2 separate regions of the Homo sapiens genome follow, and region 1 is linked to region 2. The links are chromatin loops, found by intact Hi-C in ENCODE. Cell type or tissue: MCF 10A. All regions are shown on one strand. Links, peaks and the distances in the headings refer to the core of each region. The heading gives the core; the rest is flanking DNA.

Region 1 (8,339 bases), core at 69-8,068, 58 kb before region 2:
TGATTCAATAAATATTTCTAGGTTCCTCCTCTGTGTCAGGCCCTAAAATAGATGCTGAGAAGACAGAGAAGGATCAGAGGTTCCTGCTCTCAAGAAACCCAATCCAAGTGAGGGAAACAGACATATACATGGACAATTATAACATGATGTAATAAGTGCTACTTTAGAGGTAAACACAACAGCAAGTAGAAAAACACAAAAGTGGCATCTATCCAGATCAAGGCACCAGAGAAGGATTTTTGGAGAGAATGATTGAGCCAAAAGAACTCCTGCCTCATATAGTCACAGGCTCTGCCTGGAACACTCGTTTCAGATAGCCACATAACGCTCCCTCACCTTCTTCAGCTCTGCTCAAACATCATCCAATCAGGAAGGTTTCTCTGTCAACTCCTTTGCCCCAGCCTATCTTCTTTCCTTGTTCTATTCTCCACACCACTTATCACACTTTGATGCCTCCTATGTTACATTTGTTTAATACATACCACAAAATGGAAGCTCCAGAAACAGCAAGGGTATGTCTGTTTTCTTATTGCTCCGCCTTGACACCTAGAACTATGCCTATTAAGTAATAGGCACTCAACAAATTTTTGTTGAATGATTGAATGAATCAGTGAGCCAGATCTTAAAGAATGAACAGTGGATTAGCCAACTGAGGGTTAAAAGGAGAAGCGCAGAGGACAAGGATGTGAAAAGCCTATAGGCAACAGAAAACAGTGAGTTTTGGGGCCTCTCAGTAGTTTAGTGTGACTACAGTAAGGTGGAGTGCAAGGGATGGGGGCAGAGGTGGGACTGAAGGGGTCAGCACAGTCCAGATCCTGGGAGGCTTAGATAACTTATTAAGGTGTTTATTCCACAGATGGGAGACCACTCAAGAATTTTTGACAGAGGAATGGCATGATGATTTTAGACCAATCTTCCAGGAAGCTTTCAGGACAGTGAACCATACGGCAAAGTTGCACTGCTTTTGGCTACAGCCTCCTAGTGTCAACCAAGACAAACTTTTATCAATAGCATATGAATATTTAGTCACTTGTTCCTAACTTGAAGAAGGGAAAAGAACTATTGCTCAGTATCATGAGGGGAACTGGGAGAGTGGCCTTGCTGAGTCCAGAAGAAAAGCCTCCCTTCATTTCAATCCCAGGCTCTCAACAGCAGAATCAAAAGATAAGCAAGGGGAGACCATCTTCTCACTCAATACTAGAGCATACTTCTCTCCCCTCAATTCAGGCTCTCCTCCCCGGGAGGGTCAGGCTTTGTTCTAAGCAAACAATCTGTCTCTGAGCCAGGCTGGTGTAATGGTTAAGAACATAGGATTTGGACCAGGCCAGGACTATGTGACCTTGGGCATGTTATTCAACTTCTCTATGCTTCAGGATCCTCCCCTATACAATTCAGCAGAGTAGGTGATAGAAATAAAATGCTTAACTACAGTGGCTATTACAAGGCCTATGACATAGTATGAGTGCAATATATGACAGTTATTATTTTTAAACTACCAATTACTGTATATTCTAGTTTTATTCCTTGAATCCTGTGGATAACAATGACAATAATAACAATTACAACTCCCTTTCTTAAAAACATTTAAATCCCCCTTTATTGCTGAAAGAGAACATACTTTAAACTCTTAACACCTTAATTACAAGTTAAACCAACACTACTATCATCAGTCAACATGTGACTATTAGTTAAATCTAAACAGGAATTCTCCAGGTGATAAGAAGAATGGAGCACAGGATAGGCATGGAGCGGGTTAGGGCTCAGAACAGGAAAGGAAGAGGCTGGGTGCGGTGGCTCATGCCTATATTCCCACCACTCTGGGAGGCTGAGGTGGGCAGATCACTTGAGGTCAGGAGTTCGAGACCACCCTGGCCAACATGGTGACACCCCATCTCTACTAAAAATACAAAAAAAATTGGCCAGGCATGGTGGCATCCACCTGTAATCCCAGCTATTCGGGAGGCTGAGGCAGGAGAATCACTTGAAACCAGGAGACGGAGGTTGCAGTGAGCCGAGACTGCACCACTGCACTCCAGCTTGGGTGACACAGCAAGACTCCATCTCAAAAAAAAAAGGAAATGGAGAGGAAATAGGGAAATAATCACCAAAGGAGAAGCACAACTTGTCACATGGGCTGGATTCAAGTCTCAGCTCCATTTCTTGCTGCATGACGTTTTGATGGTTACTCAACCTCTAGGTCTTGGATTCCTTGCTTGTAAACTATGGATAATAATACCTACCTAAGCAGATCAATATGAAGAACCACTCAAAAGTGTTTTATAAATTTTAAACTGCTGTTTTAATAGGTGTCTTTAATTATAAATTTTGATGTCCTCACAATTTCATTTATGCTTTATTATCACTATAACAATTAGAGCCATTAATTTTTGTAATTATGCTGATCGTGTTGATGACAGAAGTAATATAGATGGTGATTCTGGCATTGCCACCCAAAACGTTTCACACAAATCAGGTGCTGGAAACGGGATAGAAAATAATCAGATATGGGCCTGCTCTGGGGTTCATTTAAGCAGAGAATTCAAATGATTACTTGCTGCTCGATATAATCACTTTCCCATCAAGTCCTTCCCGCTTTCTTACTGGGAGAGAGTATAGCCTAGCATGGACTCTGAAGTCTGACTTATCTTTGACACTTACTAGCAAGTCACTTTACTTCTGAGCTTCAGTTTCCTCACTTATAAAATGGAGATAATACCGCCTACTTCTCAGACTATAATAATGTAATTCCACAGCCTCCAACTAACCCAATGAGCCTCCAGTGAATCCCAGGAGGCCTTCCTATCTCATTTATTCACTCCTAACAAGTAATATTTAAGGAGCACCTACCACGTGCCAGACCTTTGAAGATCTGTAGTCTAAACCCTCTCATGGTATAGATGGGAAAACTCGGGCCCGGGATGGGGACAAAGCTTACTGAACGCCACTCCACAGTAAAATCTGGACCAAGACCCAGGTCTCCTAAGTTGAAACTGAAGCTCAGGGCTCTTTCTGCCGCCCAGAGACCTTTGGTAAGCAGGGCTTTTCCAGTCTCAGTTCCCTTTCATCTCTGGAGTGATAATTCTGAGGTTTAAGTTCGGCTTCTGTGAGAACGAATAAAAATAGGACTAGCCAAGAATTCTCTGGCCAGGTCAGATCCTAGCCGACTAGGTGGCTCTGTCTCAATAATCCAAGGCTGGATTTCCCAAACGCAGATGGTCTTGCTCAACCTGTCCCCACAGTTGAGTCCTCCTCGGGGAGCTCTCCTGTCTCCCAACCCCGCTCACCTGCACTGGACCCCGGCTCCTCCGTCTCTGTCGGGGCAGAGCTGGACGCCGGGGATTCTTCCATGGGGCGCGGGGGCAGGTCCGCAGGTCTCATTCGCCGAAGCCCGGAAGAGGCACCGGCCCCAAGGCTGGGGAGACTGAGACAGAGGAGGATAGAGAGGGAGAAACAACTGAGACGGAGGACACGGAGACAAGCCCCGAGAAGCGAAGAGCGTGTCGACTGCCGGAAACAGGTAACGGCAACGAAAAGAGGCGGGCGCAGGCTGTAGTCAGTGGCGGTTGGGGCCAACCGTTGGCCTACTCCGCGAGCCCTCCCCGTCCCGCCCCCTCGGCGCTGCCCCTCCCTCCAGCCCGCAGCTCGGTCCCCACCACGGCGTGGGACCGGCACCACCTCCACCCTCGCCAACTCAGCTCAAGCCCTGGGCCCACCTCAGTTCCCAACGGCCGCCTCCTCTCTTCAGTGCCACAGCCCCGAGCTCTTATATTGGTCTGTAGCTCGGTATCACCGCCTAAAGCTTCCCTGGACAGCCTGAGAGTTGAGCAAAGGTTCCCGGCCTCAGAGGGTACCCTACAAAAAGGACCAGAGGTCCAGAGCATTGGCTACTCTCCTTGCAAAATATGAAAATGAAAATATATTCATATATATAATTTATGTGTGTGTATATACACACATTTACATACATAGATTTGTCACATAGCACTGAGTCCATTCTTCTGTTTCACAGTACCGGAATTTAAGCCCCCCTCTCCCCAGCCAAAGAGGAAAGGACTGATCTAAGGTCATTTTTTATCTGGGACTAAGTACAACGTAAAGGTAATAGGCTGGGCCTGGTGGCTTATGCCTACAATCTCAGCGCTTTGGAAGGCCTACGTGGGAGGATGCCTTGAGCCCAGGAGTTGGAGGCTGTGGTGAGCTGTGATTGCACCACTGCACTCCAGCCTGGGTGACAGAGCGAGACCCTGTCTCTAAAATATAACAATTTTAAAAAGAAGAAATTTTACAAACGCCAATAAAAGGAAAGACAGACTGCTAACTTAGAGGACATAAAAATGTAAAGCTTCTGTAAATTTGAATTCGTGATATTTTTCTCATTAAAAAAAATCCTGTGCTGAGGCAGGGAACATACAAGATGAGCCTGGAACATCGTGGTGCCACAAGGAAAGAACTCACAAAATGATGAGGGTTCTTTGAAAGAACATAGGTGCCAACCTCAATACAACCTGCTGTATTTTTCTAAAAAAAAAAAAAAAAAAAAGAAAAAAAAAAAGGCCTAGAACCAGAGACCAACTCATCGTAATAAGCCCAAATAATGGGTCTTTTTTATTTTTATTTTTATTTTTTGAGATGGAGTGTGTCTCTGCCGCCCAGGCTGGAGTGCAGTGGCGTCATCTTGGCTCACTGCAAGCTCCGCCTCCCGGGTTCACGCCATTCTCCTGCCTCAGCCTCCCGAGTAGCTGGGACTACAGGCGCCCACCACCACGCCCGGCTAATTTTTTGTATTTTTTATAGAGACGGGGTTTCACCATGTTAGCCAGGATGATCTCGATCTCCTGACCTCGTGATCCGCCCGCCTCGGCCTACCAAAGTGCTGGGATTACAGGCGTGAGCCACCGCGCCTGGCAATAATGGGTCTTAAAATACTATTTTGTCCCCAAAGGAACCAGGGTTCCATGAAAAAAATGGCTGATTTTAGGTGCAGGGAAGAAAATTTATAAGATTAGCCTAGAACATCTTAACAGAAAGCAAGAAAGCCATAAAAGACTATTTCAGGTCATGTCAAAAGAAGGTAAGAATCAATTTGAAGGTGATTCCACTGGCCAAATATGGAAAAATTAGAACATCAAAAAGAACAAGGACTGCAAAGAAAGTTCATATCGACATATGGAGAAAAATGTCACTTTGGTCACCTCAGAGTTTGCTAAGGAAAGCAGCTTTTTATTCTGCCTTTCCTGTACAAACCCTATTTCTGGGTAACTAAATAGTTGATGGGGAAAAGTTCTCCTTCATAAAATAATTAACTGACCAATGCCAAATGAATGATAGAATTTCATCATTTTGTCCTTTAATGACAAAATGAATTTAATGAATCTAGACAGCAATTATCAATAGCTACTAAAAGCTACACCCTTATTGCTCACCTTTTCTTCCCTTCCTACTTTCCCACCTCATTATGGCACTCCCTGCATCTCTCACATATACTATTGCCCTCAGGTCCTGGTCTCAGAACTTGCCTCTGGGAGAACTCAAATAAAGACCCTATACCAGGAGATAAGAACAACAAAACAGTAATGAGTTAAGGATCTAACTTAAGAATGTAGAAAAGGAAGAACAGAATAAATCCCAAAAAGGTAGAAAAGGAAATGATGAAAATAAGAACAGAATAAATGAAACAAGAAGCAAAGTACAATAGAGGGGACTGACAAAAGCAAATATTAGTCTTGACATATCTAATAAACCGGACAAACCCTCTGGCAAGACTCATTTTTAAAAGTTATAAATGATATTAATGAAAAGGAGACTATATGCAGGGATACAACAGAGATGAGAAATAAATATTAAACAAACTTTATTCCTTAAGTTTGAAAATCTAGATAAAGTTAATACAGTTTTAGAAAAAGTTACCAAACTAAGATATGGAAAATGTGAAGTCTTACAACTATTTAAAAATCTAAATCAGTATTTTAAAATCTATTCACAAAGATAACACAACTATCCCAATTATTCCAATCTTGTATTTCCTTCATTAATAGAAGGAATGTAAATTGGTACAGTCGCTTTAGAGGAAAATTTAGCAATACCTAGAAAAGTAAAAATGTATATCCTCTCCCACCAAGGAATCCCACTACCTGTATTAGATGTGTCCATACAAGAATGCTCATAGCAGCAAATGTTTAATAGTGAAAAATTATAAAAGACCTAAATGTCCATTAATAGGGTAAATAAACTGTCATGTTTAACAGTATACAGCAGTGAAATAGAATAAATTGTAGCTACAGGTATCAATCTAAATTATCTTCACAAACAAAATATTGAACAAAAAAGCAAGTTGCACAATACAGAGAGAATGGTACTTGTGCAGATTTACCATAGCAGGCCTAACAGGTTATCCTTAGGAAGGCCTGCTTGCAAGGTTGGTGTTTTTTGACAGGTGTCTGGAAACTTGGCTCTCAAAGTGTTCCCAGTCACCAGTTAACTGAAAAGGGTAGTTGACTATGTAGACTGTTTGATTGCAGTATGATTTATGGTGGATACCTGCTTGCTTTCTAGGAGTCTTTATTATGTGCTAGGCAGATGGTGCCCACATGACCAAACCTCAATAAACTGTGGGTACTCTCTAATGGGCTCCCTGGACAGAAACATTACACACGTGTTGCTGCATTTTTGTTGTTGGGGCAAAGTGGGCTCTTTGCAATCCCTCATGGGAGGAAGAGCATAAGGAAGCCTGCAAATGGATTCCTCCAGACTCTGCCAGTGTCCTTTTCCCTTATGATCCAGATGTGTCCTTATTTTATCGAAGAATAAATCTTAGTCATATATGCTGAGTCGCGTGGGTCCTTCTAGCAAATACCTGAACACAGGGGTTGTTTGGGAGACTCTCAATCAAAAACCACATATAAAGTTTAAAAACAGGTAAAACAATAACCATATATATTGTATAAGAGCTCCCAAGGAGGTAAAAATAAAATTAAAAAATAACCATATATGTCTCTATATATCTGTATATATCCATATATATAATGGACACATATGTATGAAGAAAATGCTTACGAATAATAAACACCACATTCCAGGTAGTAGTAACTTCTGAAAGTGCAGGAAGTAAGATATGATTAAGGATACCCTGAGGACTTCAACTGTATTGGTAATATATATATTTTTAATGGCAGTAGGTTCACAAATATTCATCTTATTATTCTTTAAGCCTTATTTGTCTGAAATATTTCCTTTATAAAAACCGGGTCATGTCCTGGGGTTCTTTATCAGACTTCTCCAAGTTCACAATCACCAACTCTGTGGATCTCAAATTTTATAGACCCAAAGCTAATACCAAATCTTTCTCAATTCTTTGAGGTAAACTCAGATGGTCTCATCTTATGCCTGAGAAAGTGAAGTTAAAGAGCAATTTCTATATTTAGAGGTAGAGAATCCTGGCTCCAATCCTCTCTTCCCACTTCCTAGCTGAGTGATCTCGGCAACTTATTTAACTTCTGTGCCTCAGGTTCCTCATCTGTAAAATGGCCCAACTCCTCACTCATGGTTCAGTTTTCACTTCCTGTATGAGGACCTCCCAGACCTCCATACTAGAACAAATACTCCTTTTCAAGCCCCCATAGCACTTTGCACCTCCTTCTACTGTGTTCAGATTGTCTAAGTGTCTGACACTCTCAGCAGACTGTGAGCAACTAAAGCGAGGGGATCAGGCCTGGCACCCGTATTAGCAGAGCAGAATTATATAAAAGTTTGAAGGAAGAGGGATGCAGAAGGGTATTAAGTAATGCGATCAAGTAAGATGGCACAGGAATATCGGGGGAACTTCCTGTTACAGAAGTTAGGGAGCTTCCAAGATATGGGACAGGCAGAAGTAGGAGTGGGGCTGTCAAGAATTGTGAAGGGTCTGAGATTTTTATCTTACCTGCAAGCTAACAAGATAGCCTGTTACTACCTGTAAAAAGGATAGTTTGTTACTTACAGCAATAGCAGTAGCCAGAGTACCAGCATTTGTTCCAGTTCTGAGCCCCAATTCCCATATGATGACGCAGAGAGCCAGATGATACCTGCACATGTAATGAAGTGCCTTAAAGGAGAGGAACTTTGAGGTTAGGGAACCTGAATCTTCAATAATGGGCAGTGAGCATGTGCGCCCTTTGCTCTGATACCTTCTAAGGTTGTTTACTATACAAACATTCCTGGACAAATAGTCTGGAACAAAGATAGTCAGTGCCTCTCTTTGCAAAATATGCAGAAATGCTAGAGACCCATGAAGAATTGTCTCCCAACGATATGCACCTTTCATTTCTATGCCATCTTGGCTTTTGATGAATTCTCCCATAAGT
Region 2 (8,339 bases), core at 28-8,027:
CACTAACCTTATCTTGTTTTTCATCCTCTCAGAAGCACCTTGCTTTTTCCTGCCTTGGTAGACTTCATAATCCCTACTACCCACTTTCATGAGACCTATTTAGCTCTTAGGTTTCTGAAATATTACTTCCTCAAGTAAGTATTTCCTCATTCAGACTGAGGTTAGGACCTCCTGTTATATGTCTCATAGCATCTTAAATTTCTCCTTTAAAATATTTATCACATTTATAAATACGTACTTGCTACTTGGCTTCCCATGACACTGTAAGCTCTATGAGGTTATGGAATGTCTCTGCTTTTTCTTCATTGTCTTCCCAATGCCTTTCAGTGCCTAAACATGGTGGGTACCATAAATAAATGATTAACAAAAAAAGAATGAGGTTTGATTAAACATAAATGGAAGCTCCAAAGCTAAAATTTACCTCTAACTTTTAAATTATGTCGGGTGACATATGGCAGTCAAAAGTGCATAGAGTCTAGTGATTACAGATTTGGATTAGTAAGATCTGTCACTTACTAACTGTGGGACCTTTGGCAAGGCACATAACTTCTCTTAACCTTGTTTTTCTCATTAAAAAGAGGAGATAATCTTACTTTATAATCAAAGGGCTTAATTAGGATTAGAAGAAAGTTTGTTAATGTATTCAGCAAAGCGTATGGCCCAATTTAGTGTTTGGTAAATATTTGGCGAATGAATGGATGAATAATGAATGAATGAATGAATGAATGAATGAACAAGCAAACAAATTATGACAAGTATATGATTGCCCAACAAGAGAAGGCTGAGTGGTAATAGATTAATTAAACTTTGTAGGGGCCTTAAGAGACAACTCTTTGTATTATGTTCCAGCTGAAGCACCACTGTGTGAGGAAGCCATCAGATCTGTGCACCATTAATGTGAGTGGCCTGAAGTTCTCCAAGGTGAGGTCAGCCAGCAAAGATGTGATTGGGGTGAGCCAGACTTGAGGTGGCGCACCTGGCTGTTGTGGTTTGTCTCTTGCACCTCCAGAGTCCCTAGGGACTGGAAATCTGGTCACGAAGAAGGAGGGAGAGGAGAGTCAGACAAGGATTTATTGGGTTGAAACAATATTCAGACACAAACTTTTGCTACAAATTTTATATTGCCCTTGTCCTATTTGATATGAATTAAAGAAAATTGCCTTATGGGCCAGGCGTGGTGGCTCAGGGCTGTAATCCCAGCACTTTGGGAGGCCGAGGTGGGTGGATCACAAGGTCAGGAGCTCAAGACCAGCCTGGCCAAGATGGTGAAACTCCATCTCTACTAAAAATACAAAAAATCAGCCAAGCATGGTAGCAGGCACCTGTAATCCCAGCTACTTGGGAGGCTGAGGCAGAGAATTGCTTGAACCCCTGAGGCAGAGGTTGCAGTGAGCCAAGATCGTGCCAGTGCACTCCAGCCTGGGTGACAGTGAGACTCTGTCACCAAAAAAAAAAAGAAAAGAAAAGAAAATTGCCTTATGAAACTGGTTTTGAATTTGCCATGTAATTTTGTGGGTACATAATTCATTGTGTGACACTGAGTTCCCATCACAAGACCCTACAAGAGATATTTCTTAAGTTTCAATGCCAGCAATTGTAATGGTTTTCCCAAGAAGCTGGTTCGTTCCTAACTTACAGGTGCTGTGACTCATGCAATGAATCATGTTTCTTTCTTTGTATTGGCTTATAGGCAGCTTGGAGCCATATTTGTGACCCACCATTAGCCAGTGTATATACAGGATATTATAACATACATCTTTGGTATGTTGGCTTTCGTGGCATACCAAGAGAGATTACTTGTATAAACCATAGAGTAGAGGCTCTAACCCACAGGATGGCCAAGTTTGTGGTAAAGCAGACTGCTCCTTTAACAGGGTTCTGCTTCACTTCATTTAGCACTCATGTTTTCAGAATTGAGTTACTTAGGGACAGGTTAACCTTAGAAATATATTCATCTTGTGGCTGAGAGGCCCTCCATTCTAGGCCAGCACATGGTCCCAGAGATTATAATATATAGTTCACATATAACGGTGAGACAAAGTCATAGAAGATTTCAGAGGTCTCTTTATCAATTCACCTTTTGAGGGCTACAACATGGCTGGTCAAAGCTCAGTCCCCTCATTGGATACCGTATGTTCTTCTTTTACTTATTCACTCACGTGCTCACCAAACATTACCGAGGCCTGGTGTGTCTCTGTGCTATTTGCTGGAGGGTACAGAGGTGGCTCAGACACTGCCTGCCCTCTGGAGCATATAGTCCAGTAGAGAGGGAGGAGGCTGGGCTTAGATGGATATGGAGTTAGACAGGACTAGCTAATGCAGTCAATGAGGGAAACACGAGGGTGCGAAATATGACCTCAGAGGACAGGCCCCTGACTCAGCCTTACACAGGAAACACACCCTGGAGAGGGTGGTAGCTTAGCTGAGACCCACGGGATGAGTGGATGCTTGCTAGCTTTGTGGTTAAACCATAAAGGAAAATATCTATGAAATTTAATTAAAAATATCTATCTAACAAAAGTTACCACAAACAAAGGTAAAAGATAAGCTGAGACTGGGAGAAGATATTAGCAAGTAATATAACCAAAAAGTATTGGGATCCAGAATGTGTCAAGAGCTCCTACAAAACAATAGGAAGAAAGAGAAACCCAGTAGAAAAATAGACAACAGATAAATATGTTAGTATACAGAAGAGGAACTTGAAAGGCCAATAAATATAGAAAAAGATATTCAGCCTCATAAATAATCAGGAAAATGCAGTGCCATTTTACAATAATCAGACTGGCAAAAATTAGTTTTATAATGCCAATTGCAAGGATTTAAAGAAATAGGACTTCTCATACACTGCAGGTAGGACTGTAAATTGTTTTAACTACTTTGGAGAACAATGTGCTACCATCTCATAAAGCTGTGTATTCCCCACAGCTTGATAGGAGCATATCATTAAAGAAACTCTTATGAATAGGAGGTGTGTATAAGAATATTAATTACATAATTGTTTGTAATAAAATTTAGAAACAGACTAAATGAGAATGAATAAACTTGCAATATATTCAAACAATGGAATACTATACAGGAATTAAAATGGTTGAACTAGGGCTAGGCGTGGTGGCTCATGCCTGTAATCCTAGCACTTTGGGAGGCTGAGGTAGGAGGATCACTTGAGGTCAGGAGTTTGAGACTAGCCTGGACAACATGGTGAAACCTTGTCCCTACTAAAAATAAAAAAATTAACTGGGCATGGTGGCAGACACCTGTAATCCCACCTACTCAGGAGGCTGAGGCAGGAGAATCACTTGAACCCAGAAGGTGGAGGTTGCGGTGAGCCAAGATTGTGCCATTGCACTCCAGCCTGAGTGACAGAGCGAGACTTTGTCTCAAAAAAAAAAAAAAAATTGAACTAGAACTACAACTGTCAACATATGTAAATTTCAAAAGCAGCATATATCGACACAGGTAATTCTCAAAAACAGTGTTGAGTGAAAAGGCAGGTTGCAGAATGATACCTAAAATATTGTTGCATTTAACGTAAAGTTTTACTACCTGTATCTAGCATTATATATAGTTGATACACACACACACACACACACGTATAAGCATAAAAAAAGATATGGGAGCTGGGTGCAGTGGCTCACGCCTGTAATCCTAGCACTTTGGGAGGCTGAGGCAGGCGGATTACTTGAGCGCAGCAGTTCGAGACCAGCCTGGGCATCATGGCAAAACCCCATCTCAGCTAAAAATACAAAAAAATTAGCCAGTCTTGGTGGCGTGTGCCTGCAGTCCTAGATACTCAAGAGGCTGAGGTGGAAGGATCACCCGAGCTGGGGAAGTTGAGGCTGCAGTGAGCCAAGATTGTGTCACTGCACTCCAATCTGGGCAATGGAAGTGAGACCCTGTCTCAAAAACAAACAAACAAACACACAAAAACTATTGAGTATGGGAATGATAGTCTCCAATTCAGGATAGCTGTTATGGGATTAGTGAGGGGATACATGGACAGGGGTGGTAATGGTGGTGGTTCACCCTATATAATATTTTCTTTAAGGAAATTTATTTAAAGCAAAGACAGCAAAATATTCAGCTGTATTAAATACTTACCTCTGGATAGTGGTTATATGGGTCTTCAGAGTGTCATTCCGTATACTTTTCTGTACATTTGAAATGTTTCATAGTGGAAAAAAAGCAGGAAAACCCTTACAGCACTCAAGTGTCTGCTCCTGTGCTAGGGATGTCCCTTATTCCTTTAGGTCTTTGTTTCTTCTGACAGTGGCCCTGAAGCTTCAGCAAGGCTTCTAGGCAGGGAACTAATCTTGTGGATTTTTTTTTTTTTCTGAAATGCTTTCCTACAGGCCAAGGAAAATGACTTCAAGCATTTTCATTCTGTGATTTATATCAATGCCTCAGAAAACCTGCTGCCTCTAGGTAAGCTTTTTCTTTCTTGAAAGCTCTCTTCCTCCTCTTAGCCAGCACAGCCATTCACGTGTGTTAGGATTTGTCTGTCCAACCATCTATGATTGGCCACACATCTCTTTTTTGGAGTACAATAGGCTGGGTGCTGGAGAGCACAAAGACCTCGATTCCAGTCCTGCTCTGGCGCTACCTACTTAGAACATTTTTCTGTGATCTTCTACTTCTCTATCTGTCAATGGAGATAATTCCCTTCTTTTTTTCCTCCCCTTGCAGGATACCTTGCAGGCTCATATGAGATGGGTGTATAAAAATGTTTCTAAGCCTGTAAAGTACTCCTGTAGGAGCATAAAGCCTTCTTATTCAGCAAGTCCACAGCGACCCCTGCTGGATATTAGGACTGTGTGAATACTTGGCTTTTAGAAATGAGTGCATACAGTCCTGCTCTGGTGAGCTCATGGTTTGGTGAGAGAGATGGACTCAGATACAGATAGTTAGGTCAGGATGAGGGGAGAGCAGTGAAAGAGAGAATCAGGAAATACTATGCAAGCATATACGTGGGACTTCAAGCCAGGCCAGAGTGTCAGGAGGAACTGAGAAGAGGAGCACCTAAGCTGAGACCAGAAAAATGAATAGGAGTGATTCAGGAACTAGAAGGTAAGAAGGCATTTCCGGCTGCTGGAGCAGATGTGGAATGGCATTGTCTGATCAGGAAGACTGAAGAGGTTTTGTATGCTTGCAAGGGAAGCATGTGGGGGACAATTGAAACTAGACAGATTGGCAGCGACTGGATTATCAAGGACCGGGAGTGAATTGGACTTAATGCTGCAGGCAAAAGAGAGTCTTGGAAGGGTTTTAAATAGAGAAGCTCAGTGGCAGCTGTGAGGAGAGTGGATTATAAGAGAAGAAGAAGGTGGAGGCCAGGAAACCTGGGAGATTATTTCAGGTTTTCAGGGGAGGGGAGATGAGGCCTGAGCCAGGATTGTGACAAGAAGGGTGCAGAGGATTGAGAGAGAGAGAGACAGACAGAGATTTAGGAGGAGTAGAAACCACAGGACTTGGTAGTTGATAGACTGATAGGGATGTAGGGAGAGGGAGGAATCAAGGGGCATTTCATTGAGATAGGGCACATTAGAGAAAAGGCAAGTCAGAGGGAAATAGGATAAGTTCAGTTTTGTTGCATTGAGTTTGAAGATTGTTTTCAAAGAAGCATATGATGAGGTCCCTGCCCTTTAGGAGACAGGGTGGTCTGTCAGGAGCTTGGGCTGGAAATACAAAGGCCAATAGGTATATGAAAAGGTGTTCAACCTCACTAATAATTACAGTGGATCAAGATACTGTTTTCTGCCTGTCAAATATTGGCAGGAGTGAAAAGGGCTGATGACAGCCAGCATTGGTAGGGAGATGGATACTCTTGCATTGAACTGTGGAAGTATAGTCATTGGTGTAGCATCTTGGAGGTAATTTGGTAATGTTTCTTAAAATTTAAAGTAGTCATTGCCTTTAATCTAGTAGCTTTACTTCCAGGAAATTATTCTATAGTAACACACTCGTACAAGGCTGTTCATTGGAAACATCCAGAAATATTCACAAAGCAGCCTTTATTAGGTTCTACTGAACATTCTGACTTACAAGACTACCATATTTAACATCAGGTTCACTTAGAAGGCTCTAAGTAATTCCACACAGAATGCCAGTACAACAGCATCAGGAGTTTCTCTTCAATGGAGTTCCCAAAGCCATCCATGAGGCATTCTTTGTGCCCCTCCATCTGGCCCCCAGTGTCAGCTCAGGTACAAGACAGTGAGACTGTCATTGGGTGGATGCAAAAGCCACCCTGGCTTAGAAATCTCATTCCTCACAGGAGCCAATATACATTGTAACACGTATAGGCATAGCTCCTAGAGTTTCTGCAAAGGATATATCCAATTATAGGAATCACTACACACAGGGAAGCCCAAAATTATGGTGCCCCCTTCAGGTGTTTATCATTCATTTATAGTTTCTCCTAGCCCAGATGTAATTTGCCAACCTAGGGTGATTTTTACCGCAAGTGATACTGCCTGGAAATGCAGTTACTGTATCATTGGTTTCAGGTTACCAGAGGAACAAGGCTAGAAAAAGTTCAGTTCTCATTCAAAGAGAGAAACATTTATTCATATAGTTTCTTACCTTTTATTCATATAGCCTAAAGGCTACCAATGGGGAAATGGATTAGTAAACTAGGATATATCTATACTGTAGAACATCAGAAGACATTAGGCATATCTATATGTTTTGACATGGAATAATCTTTAAGTTACATTGTTAAGGGAAAAAGCAAGTCAGTACAGTGTGTACAGTATGACTCTATTTTTGTTAAAAGAGGTATGTATTTTGATATATACATGAGAAAAAGTTGAGTGCTATATATGGAACTTTTAATACTTGTCTCTGGATGTTGGGATTAAACAGAACTTTTTATTTTTCTGTGATGTTTGACTGTTTTTCTTAGTTGTGTTTTAATTTTTGTAATCAGGATTAATAAAGATAATTTTTAAAATGGGCTTTGCTGTTGAGCAGACTTAGATTCAATTCTTGGCTCTTTCACTTACCAGCAATTCCATTCTGGCAAATCACTTAGCTTGGCTGAGCCTTAGTCAGCCATAGAATGGAAGTAGTAATCCCTATTTTTCTGGGTTGTTAGAGATTTAGAGGCCATGTATGTAAAGTACCTTATACAGTGCCTGGCCTAACCCAGTAGGGACACAGTAAATGGTAATTATTAATATCTTTCTCTTAAGTCCTTTACAAGCTGCAGACTCTCTCTTTCTCTTCCCCATGTAGAGGCATTTCACACGTTTCCAGCCCTAAAGGAACTGGATCTCGCATTTAATGGCATCAAAACTATCTACGTGAAATATGGAGACTTTAAGTTATTAGAAGTAAGTTGGAGGTAGGGAGTTTTTGGTGCCCACCAAGTTCCCCTGTAAGGAATGAGCATAGAGCTTTACTGATTATAACTGTTGGGAAGGGGCTTGCTGGGCCTGTACAGCCAGGCCCTTGCTTCATTGCTGGCCTCCAGGGAGGGTGGGGGTGGGGGTTGTAAGGGTAGTTACAGTGATGGAGATAGTGGTAATGGTAGAAGTGGCAGCAAATAGTTGATACCAAAGACTTAACCATGGTGCATGGTCCTGGAAAATAAATGCCAAAGGTCATGTCCAAGGGAGTCTGTGCAGAAAAGTGAGTTTTAAAACAGAGTATTGAAGGAGGGAGAATTTTGAGGGGAGATCTGGATCTAGTGGGGATTGAGGAGCCATGGAGCTTAAGAGCTAGGTGCAGCAGATTGGATCGGCTGAACTAGAGACATTATAGACTGATTCCAGAGACTCATCCTGGTCTAAGTGAGCTGAATCAGTCTCGGTGGCTGGGATAGAGCAGGCTATAGGCCTAGTCCATAACCTCGGAGATGAGTATGAATAGGGATCCTTTGGGATCAGCAGCAGAGTCTTGAACATTTGTACATTCACAGCTGTTCTTCAAACCGCAAATTAGAAAATACAGAAAATTTTGTTTGCATTCTTGGTTTTCTCCTAAATTTTCCCATAGTCATGCATTTTCTGCACATGTCCTTATAGTTCAAGTTGATTACTTATTTAGCTTTCATGAAGATTTGTGGGCCACTTTTTACAAAGGAACAAAGCTTTTGTCACTACCTGAGAGTCACGGCAGTAGTAAAGGACAACATATGTGGAGAGTAAAGGACAACAGAGGTGGAGCCACGTGTGTGGGCTGGGCATCTGACCACGCTCACTCACTGAGTAATAGACTCTTCTCCACATCCTGGAGTAGAAGTGTTTCAGAGTCAAATTTCAGTAAAATGTGTGCGTGTCATGAACCTTGAGGTCAACCCCAAAAAGCTGTTAACTTAAATGATTTCATCTGCAAACATC

Evidence for each region. Hi-C counts contacts between places; a loop is a spot of excess contacts. Peaks named below come from ENCODE experiments on the same cell type or tissue, not always from the same donor. Only the 100,000 strongest peaks of a DNase experiment are listed, where the experiment ranks them.
Region 1: a loop joins it to region 2, with 6 times the contacts of the local background. A loop is called at or near these places in 5 of 110 quality-filtered maps.

The regions. Positions count from the first base shown.
Region 1 is chr11:74,984,100-74,992,438 of GRCh38, reverse strand. It overlaps NEU3 (neuraminidase 3), which reads right to left and starts at 3,506. Exons shown (of 3, transcript NM_006656.6): 1 at 3,285-3,506. The coding sequence starts at 3,378. RefSeq lists enhancers at 3,237-3,426, 3,707-3,756. In MCF 10A, for the core only: no CTCF peak of the experiment used is centred there; a DNase peak (open chromatin) is centred at 3,538.
Region 2 is chr11:74,926,383-74,934,721 of GRCh38, reverse strand. XRRA1 (X-ray radiation resistance associated 1) reads left to right here. Exons shown (of 19, transcript NM_001378157.1): 5 at 850-921; 6 at 4,350-4,422; 7 at 7,234-7,331. LOC107984352 (a long non-coding RNA gene) reads right to left here and starts at 3,601. Exons shown (of 3, transcript XR_001748295.2): 1 at 977-3,601; 2 at 239-330. RefSeq lists a silencer at 1,017-1,492. In MCF 10A, for the core only: a CTCF peak has its summit at 4,801 (motif pointing left); a DNase peak (open chromatin) is centred at 4,791.